2 separate regions of the Homo sapiens genome follow, and region 2 is linked to region 1. A link is a contact called in ENCODE Hi-C or POLR2A ChIA-PET data. All regions are on one chromosome and are shown on one strand. Each heading gives the region's core, a stretch centred on a gene start or an enhancer-like site at or near the end of the contact. The rest is flanking DNA. Distances are from core to core; before and after follow the strand shown.

Region 1 (4,170 bases), core at 225-2,724:
ACGTGTACAAAGATCTAGGGTGCTATAGAAATGTGTAAAACTAGGCCAGGCGTGGTGTTGCTCACACCTGTAATCCTAGCACTTTGTGAGGCTGAGGTGGGAGGACAGCTTGAGCTCAGAAATTTGAGATCAGCCTAGGCAACATAGTGAGACCCTGTCAGAAAGAAAAGAAAAAAGAAAAGAAAAGAAGGAAAGAAAGAGAAAGAGAAAGAAAGGGAGAAAGAAAGAAAGAGAGCAAGAGAGAAAGAAAGAGGAAAAAGAAAGGAAGAAAGAGAAAGAAACAGAGAGAGAAAGAAAGGGAGAAAGAAAACAGAAAGAGAGAGAAAGAAAGAAAGAGAAAGAAAAAAAGAAAGAGGAAAGAAGGAAGGAAGGAAGGAAGGAAGGAAAGAAGGAAGGAAGGAAGGAAGGAAGGAAGGAAGGAAGGAAGGGAGTAAAGCTGTGTTTCTCAACTGGGGAGTGATTCCAACCCCTGCCCCCAGGAGACATTTGGCAATGACTGGAGACATTTTTGTTATGACTGGGTTTGGTGGGGGGGGGGTGGCTACAGGCATCTAGTGTGTAAACGCCAGGGACACTGCTAAATATCCTAAAATTCACAGGACAGCCCCTCTAACGTAAGACTTAGCAGGCCCAAAATATCAATAGGGCTGAGGTTGGTAACCTCTGGTATAGAGCCAGCAAAATATCTTCTACAAGAGACAGGGAAGTGGGTAAAGCTTGGTTTGGGGATGAGGGGGTGGTTAGGGAAGAGTTTAGTAAAGAGATAATGACGGGGGTGTGGGGGAAGGGAAACTCCCATCCGAAGGGACAACATATACAAAGCTGCAGAAGCGTGACATATTTGGGCGATCCCAAACACTGGGGAAAGAGCTGTGGTCATTAAGTCTGGACAGCTAGGCAGGAGCTAGACGTGCAAGAAATCATATTGAGTTAGAGGAACTACTGTAAGAAAAACTGTTTGGCTCTGTGGTGGCTCTTTATAAGTCACTCAGGAGCACAGTGTTGGTACATCTCTCTGCGAGCTAAAACTGCTGAAGAAAGCTGTATGAAATGAAGCTTTTTTCATCCTGCTTTCTTAGGGCCTGGTGTTTCCCAGGCCTGTGTTACTGTCTCAGAGATAAAATCAGGGCTGCTTCATTGGAATATGAGAGGTGAACTAGCTCTCTATTAAAGCCACTCAGCTGGTGTCTTGATGGTGTGATGGGATCATGAACAGGGGTGAGGTGGTTATTTTTCATGAGTTAGGCTTAATATAGGCTGCTGCTGACGTGTATTTCCTCTTTCATAGAGCATCCTTAGTCCAGAAATGGGGAGCTATGAACCTTAAGATTAGACCACTAACTCGAATCTAAATGAGCTGCCCTTGTCTCCTACAAAAGAAAAGTTGGGCAGGTAGGGTATTCTAATGAGGGTTTCTCTTTCTCTTAAGCAAATGATGATCAAAGTTAACTGACAAACTGTCACGGAATCTGCCAGACCTCACTCTGGCCTTGCTGCTTCTCTCCAGCTCCTGAACTTTTCTTTCTTCCATCATGCTCTGAGCCCATTCCTTGAAAACTAAAAGGTCCCTGACTCCCAGTCTGCAGCCATCCTGGGCCTGCTGAGCTCTGATTCAAGTGCCTGCCTCTGCCCCTTGGTGGGCTGAAGCTTCATGGAGGTGAGTGACCCTTTTTTTTTTTAACTTAGCAGGGCTTCTAGGAATAGTGTGGAAAACAGGATCATAGAAGAGGATATGGATTTAGGAGCACAAAAGGAAATTCATGAAGGGAAGTATTTAACTTGTGACAGCTGGTAGCTACTATACTCTCTCCAAGCCTTGGAATAACTGATAATTTATACTAGAGAAGCTGGTAGGAAAGTAATGAAATCCACCAAAACATTTTGAGAAAAAATAAACTATATACTATATACAATTTACTTTCATTATCAATGTAATCATTTTATTTTAGATTTAAAAATTATTATGTATAACTTGGTTTGCTTACAATACCTTCACATTTGATTATTTTATATTTAAGGCAGAGTTGATACTTAGATAGTAAACATTTTTAATTGAATTCTTCCTTTAAGACCTCTTCAGAGCTAAAATAAAGGAAGTTATGTTCTTCTGAACTTAGTGTTTTCCTGATTGTCAAACAAAAGAAAATGGTTATTTACTACATGAAAGCTTGAAAAACTCACTAAGGGTTTTTCAGGGGCCCTTGAATCCTGAGTTATCATCCATTTCCACTAGTTTCCACTTCTTATAAAGTTTAATTTCATTATATTAATCATTAAGATCAGTTTCTAATTTCCTCTATCATAGGACCTTTAGGTTTGCTGCTACTCATCTCTGTGCTTAGCTATTGAAGCAAACAGGGCTATAAGCATTTTGTTTATAATTTCTAGGGCAAAAATAAACACTATTGCCTAAACCTACTATATTCTTATTACTTTAAGGCCAAGTCAGTGAAAATAGACACTTTTCCATAATAGTAAAAAAATTGTTTGTGTGATAGTGAGTTTCCCATTACTTCAGATGTTCAGGCAGAGGTTGGAAAGGAGTGAATTAAATGGCTTAAAATTTCTTTCAACTCTGGGAAGCTCCAAGAAGTCAGAAAGTTCAGAATCTTGCCTTCTTATGTGCAAATGGCTTGACTCGTGAAGCAGGAGTGTGTCTTGCTCTTAGGTTTAAGCTGGCTGTGCTATATAGTTTGTCTCTGTGGATGAACTGTATTTTTCTGCTCTCAAAGTTAATTCTTCATAAAAACTGCCCATCAAAGTTTAAAAATTACTTTGAAGGAATAAAGGTTGAAAAGCAACAAATGAACTCTCCTTAGATATCTTAACTATGATTTCAAAAATTTACAACACAAAACTTCTCAGGAAAAAAAAATCTCTGGTAAAAATTAAGGATTTCTTATGCAAGCTTCCATGGACTTCATAGCTCTTTGCCTTTTCTCTGCTCTTTGAGAATGTGCACAGTGAACTGAAGGAGGAAGATACATACTTTCTTTCTTTCTTTTTTTTTTTTTTTTTTTTTTAGGACAGAGTCTCACTCTCTTGCTCAGGCTGGAGTGCAGTGGCACCATCTCAGCTCACTGCAACCTCCGCTTCCAGGGTTCAAGTGATTCTCATGCCTCAGCATCCCAAATAGCTGGGACTGCAGGGACGCACCACCACGCCTGGCTAATTTTTGTATTATTATTTTTTTTTTTAGTAGAGATGAGGTCTCACCATGTTACCCAGGCTTGTCTCCAACTCCTGACCTCAGGTGATCCTCCTGCCTCAGCCTCCCAAAGTGAGGCTAAGATTACAGGCCTGGGCCATCGTGACCTGCTGATGTGCTTTCTTATAAAGTGATTCCTGCCAGCCAGGGCTTTATAAGGATGAATATCAATTCCTGACTCGAGTTTCTCTCTCTCTGCCTTAAGGTTAGACTTCTTCCCCTAAAAGGGGCTGGCAGTAGATGTGTTTCCTAAAAGATTTCCAGGTCCAGAAATTTTAGACTCTCATTTGGTTTCCAATTCTATAGCTCCCTCTAGAGCAGTAGGAAGTTATTGCAGATATTTTGCTTCACAAATTTGATCCATTTAATAAATTCAATTCCACAAAACATATTGATGGGCTCTCTGCTGACTCAGTGGTTAATAGGCTTTGGGGTCAAATAAAGAGTTCAAATCTGAGACCCACTACTTAATAATTGTGACTCTGGGAAGATACTTGAAGCAATCTGAGCTTCAGTTTCCTTAAAATATGTAGTAATAATACGTATTTCATAGGGTTGTTCTGAGATTAAATGAAATAATGTATGTAAATCCTCTTCCACAGTGAATGCTCAGTAAATATTAGCTAATATAATTAATCCCTTGTTTTACAGAAAAGGATATATTATTGAAAGTCAGGGGAATTGGCAAACCCTCAGCTAGCAAGATGAATTAACCATATAAAACCAGTCAATCATATAATATCAATAATTAATAACATTAAATATATTTTCATATCATATAACTCACCCTTTTGAAGTTTACAATTCAGTGATTTATAGCATATTCACAAAGTTGTACAATTATCACCACTATCTAATTCCAGAACATTTTCATTATCCCCAAAAGAAATTCCATACCCATTATCAGTCACTTCCCGTTCCTCTTTGCCCTGCCTTGGTAACCGCTATATATTTTAAACATA
Region 2 (3,882 bases), core at 473-2,972, 430 kb after region 1:
CAGCCACTAGTGTGAGGCCTGGTGAGCCTGCTCAGGAGGGGCAGAAACAGAGGGTGTGGAAGCTTCTGGAGGAGGTTGGCTGGGGAAGAGAACGGGGTCGGGGGCAGACTCAGCTGGAGTCTATAGGGAGCCAGAGCCGCCTGGCTTGTTACCAGGACCTCAGTCACTCCCAGCCCTTCTCTGAGCAAAGGGAGAGTTGGGCACCTGTGCCTACATGGCTCTTCCAGGCAGTGAGATGATAGCAGGAGACAAATGAACACATCACCCAACCTCTCTGGGCCTGTTTTCTCATCTGCAAAATGGCTGGATGCTCTCCAAGTCGACTTAAAGACAGGACAACCCTCTGAGGGAATTTCTCTGAGTGCGCCCCTTTTTTTTTTTGAGACAGAGTTTCGCTCTTGTTGCCTACGCTGGAGTGCAATGGCACGATCTTGGCTCACCGCAACCTGTCTCCCGGGTTCAAGCGATTTCTCCTGCCTCAGCCTCCCGAGTAGCTGGGATTACAGGCACGCACCACCACGCCCGGCTAATTTTGTATTTTTAGTAGAGACGGTATTTCTCCATGTTGGTTAGGCTGGTCTCGAACTCCCGACCTGAGGTGATCTGCCCGCCTCGGCCTCCCAAAGTGCTGGGATTACAGGCGTGAGCCACCGCGCCCGGCAAGAGAGTGCCCAATTTTAAGTGATCCTTCCTATTGCTTCCACAAAACGCCTGCATACCACATATCCTCAATTTCGAGAAAATAGCCACTGGTTTAGAAACTCTCAAGTACTGTGATTCACAGCACACTTTGGAGGTTGCACGTTTAGGTTCTGGAAGAGGCCCTCAGACGGCCCTTTGGCTCAGCGGTCCCCCGAAGGTGCCTGTCCAGCATGTCGAGGGGTCCTGACCAGCCTGCCCGCGGGGTGGGGCGGGCCTGGGGCAGCCTGAGAGCCGCTCCGCCTGGCGACCCAGTGGGCCTCCCCGGGCCCGCCCAGAGGCCTGGGCGGGTTCCAGCGGTGGGCGCCGGTCGGGGTGCGGCCTAGGCCGCGGGCCGGTGGTTAGGGGCTCGCAGGCCGGCCACGCCCGAGGGTCTGCCCGGGACAAACCCTTCCGTTAGGGCGCGAGGGAGGCGCTGCAGGCCCTCAGTTCCTCGGCCAAGGAGACAAGCGCGGCCCCCGCGGCCCGTCCCGCCAGCCTTCCCGCCTCCGCCGGCGCGCGGCTTCCGCGTGGCAGGCCGCCCCGCTCCCCGGCCTGGCGCGCTGCCTCTTTGTCTCTCCGCGCCTCCCCTCCTCCCAGACAAATGGCTGTTGGCAGGAAATTGGACGCGCTCGGGGGAAGCCGCGCGCCGCGGGGAGGGGGCGCCGCGCGGCCAGCGGGCCTCGGGTGCCCCCAGCCGGGGCGGGGGCGGCGGGGATGTTTTGACATCTCGTCAAAGAAAGGAACTTGATGCTTCGAAAGTGCTTTTCACAGCCGGGCTGTGTCTGCTCCAGAGCTGATTTATACGCAGAATCTGCGCTCGCTTCTCCGCTCCCTCCCCCGTCAGCCCGGGGACGGCGCCGGAGGCGCGGGCGCGGCTGTGCCCGGCAGGATCGGGTTTATTTATTGCCTCTGGCCCGGAGCCGGGGCGGCCTGGGGACTGCACAGTTCCCTCTGCCCGAGCCCCTCCCCTTCTCTCCCCACCCCCCAAAGCCGGCTGCTTCCCAGGGGCCTGTCTTCCCCAAACCTCTTACCAGACTCTGGGCGGAGCCCTCCGACGGTCTGGGGTGGAAGTCGGGGACGGAGGCAGAGAGGTGGTAAGGCGCCCCAAGGGGCCGAATTCTGCACTACCTCGCACGGACCCAGTGGGGAGAGGGTGGTGGTGGTGGAGGTCACCACCTCTGCCCTAAGGTCGGAAAGGAGCCGGAGCTGCCAGTCTGAAACTCCCTACCATCCCAGTAGCTCTGGAACCCCCTTCCTCCAGGGGCTATCCTTTCTCTCCAGGGATTCCTCTTTCCCCAGCTCCAGACAACCCCTTACTCCAAGGCCCCAGGAGCCCTTTCCCTTTAGAATAAATTAAGGAATCTCCAGCTTCTACTGGATCCCAGGAGAAGAAAGGTTTGAAAGATCACGTCCCTGGCAAGAGCCACAGCCCTCAGCCAGGTGATGGGCACAGGGCTGGGTACAGGTCTATCACAGTGCCCTGGCTTCACATCTAAAGAGTCCGGATGGCCACAGGGTAGAGCAGGGACATGTGTTCGGCTCCCTTAATGGGTAGCTTGCGGCTGGCATAGTGGTGCACAATTTCAGGGACGCTGCTGAAGGGCGGGCTGTTCTGGCCCAGCACATATTTGTGTTCCTTGGTTCGGGACAGCTTCATGTGCATGAATCCCTGGCTGCTCCTGGGAAGAGGAGAGGAGACTTTGGTGAGTGGGGGCTCTCCTCAGCCCCCTCATCCATCCACCCAGTAACCCTCCCCAACCCTACAGCAAATGTGGTGGTTCCGAAGCCAGCTGAGAATGACAGGTGATTAGGGGAGGTGGAGGTCAGTCCAGAAAGCAGGGGTGGTGGTGGTGTAAGTAGGTAGCACTGGGCATTGGCTTTGTGGTAAGGCCACTGGTTGTGCCAAGAATGTGTGTATAGGGAGCATACAGGGTGTGTGCAGGTGGAAACTGAGCGACCAGCACCTCCCCCGACCCCTGCTGGCCAACCCTGGGGTCCAGGCACCCCGGCCCTCCAGCCTCTGTGGCCAGGGCCAGTTTAACCTCACCTTTCTTGAGCTCTTTGGTAGGACACCCGTGAGGGGCTCCTGGTGACTCATGTGGAACCACATATGCCCTTGGCAGGAGGGTGGACAGATGTGACAACCAAGCTAGTCTTCATTGGGGCTCTCCCTTCTAATGACTAGGGGGAAGGGGGAAGCTGATCTGGAAGACCCCCCAAAATCTGGGAGTGCTCAGCTGCCTCCTCCTGGGGATATCCCTTCACTCTCTTGCTTTCTGGGTCTTGGACCAAGCCCCTAGCTCATTTATCCGGCCCTTCAGCCTACAATGACTTCACTCCCTTGCTCAGAGGAGACATGCTCCTGCCTCTGCCATCTCCCTGCCACAGCCAGGAAATCAGCATTAGTGCCTGGCCCCGCCCTCAAGACAAGGACCCCACTGCTCAGAGCTCTGGCTAGCTCCTAAATGTCCAGGGACCCTCGGCCCATGAGAGGGCATGGGAGTGAGACCTCCAAGAACCTTTGTCTAAACCACCACAGGCTTGGTCTGTCAGGCCTCAGGTCTGAAACTCAAGCACAGGCAAGGGGTGAGGAATGTTTTGGGGAGCCCTGAAGCCTAAGTGTTATATACTGCTGGCCAGAGCCTACTTGGGGACAAGGACGGGGCTTAGAGGTTAGTGTGGAAAGCAGAACCAGTGAGGGAGCTGCCTCCATCCTGAGGTCCACCCCCCGGAGAAGTGAGGCTGGCAATCCTTATCACTTGCCTCCCCTGACTGGGTACAAGGCTCTGCCCGGACCCATTTCACCAGGCCCACAAGCGAGAAATCAGAGTGGGGAGGCTGAAGGGAGGTGACAGATGGGAGGAAAAACGGAGGCCCCAAACTCTATCCCTCTGCCTCCCCAGGCATGGAGTCCTCAGGAGCCTAGCAGACTGCTAGGAAAAGGCCTGAGGCCCCAGGGCTGGGAGTCAGGGTGCAGGGTGGCCGGGGCCATCTGTAGGTCTGAGATAACTAGGGCTGACAGCACAGGCCCTTGGGGAAAGGAGCCAAGGGCCTGAGGCAAACAGCCCCTGTGGGTGGTGGAGAGGGGAGGCAGTGTCCCCTGTCAGGCTCAAGGCTGTGGGCAGCAGCATGGGCCCTGCTTTCCTTCACCTCTTCTCAGTTTGGGGCTGACCCCTTCTCCCTTAGTCCACCTGGGGAATT

The links. Hi-C counts contacts between places; a loop is a spot of excess contacts on that map. ChIA-PET counts read pairs that join two places held with the same protein, here RNA polymerase II (POLR2A). Pooled maps may share reads with other maps.
Region 2: a loop to region 1 is called in a pooled map, with 3 times the contacts of the local background. The contact joins the enhancer-like site here to the promoter of TRIM69 in region 1. A Hi-C loop is called at or near these places in 4 of 50 pooled maps. POLR2A ChIA-PET finds 5 or more read pairs at or near these places in 3 of 52 experiments (GM10248, HEK293 and activated CD4-positive, alpha-beta T cell).

Annotation. Positions count from the first base shown.
Region 1 is chr15:44,735,054-44,739,223 of GRCh38, forward strand. TRIM69 (tripartite motif containing 69) reads left to right here and starts at 1,475. Exons shown (of 7, transcript NM_182985.5): 1 at 1,475-1,657. The coding sequence starts at 1,652.
Region 2 is chr15:45,165,774-45,169,655 of GRCh38, forward strand. SHF (Src homology 2 domain containing F) reads right to left here. Exons shown (of 7, transcript NM_001394037.1): 7 at 1,441-2,360. The coding sequence ends at 2,174. Among named protein-coding and RNA genes, the nearest start is that of SHF, 20 kb to the right of the region's middle. RefSeq lists a silencer at 859-1,658 and enhancers at 1,859-1,948, 1,940-2,441, 3,199-3,801, 3,802-3,882. Within about 2 kb of position 1,723, at least 36 of the 41 ENCODE cell types and tissues checked have a DNase peak (open chromatin) inside an H3K27ac peak, as active enhancers do.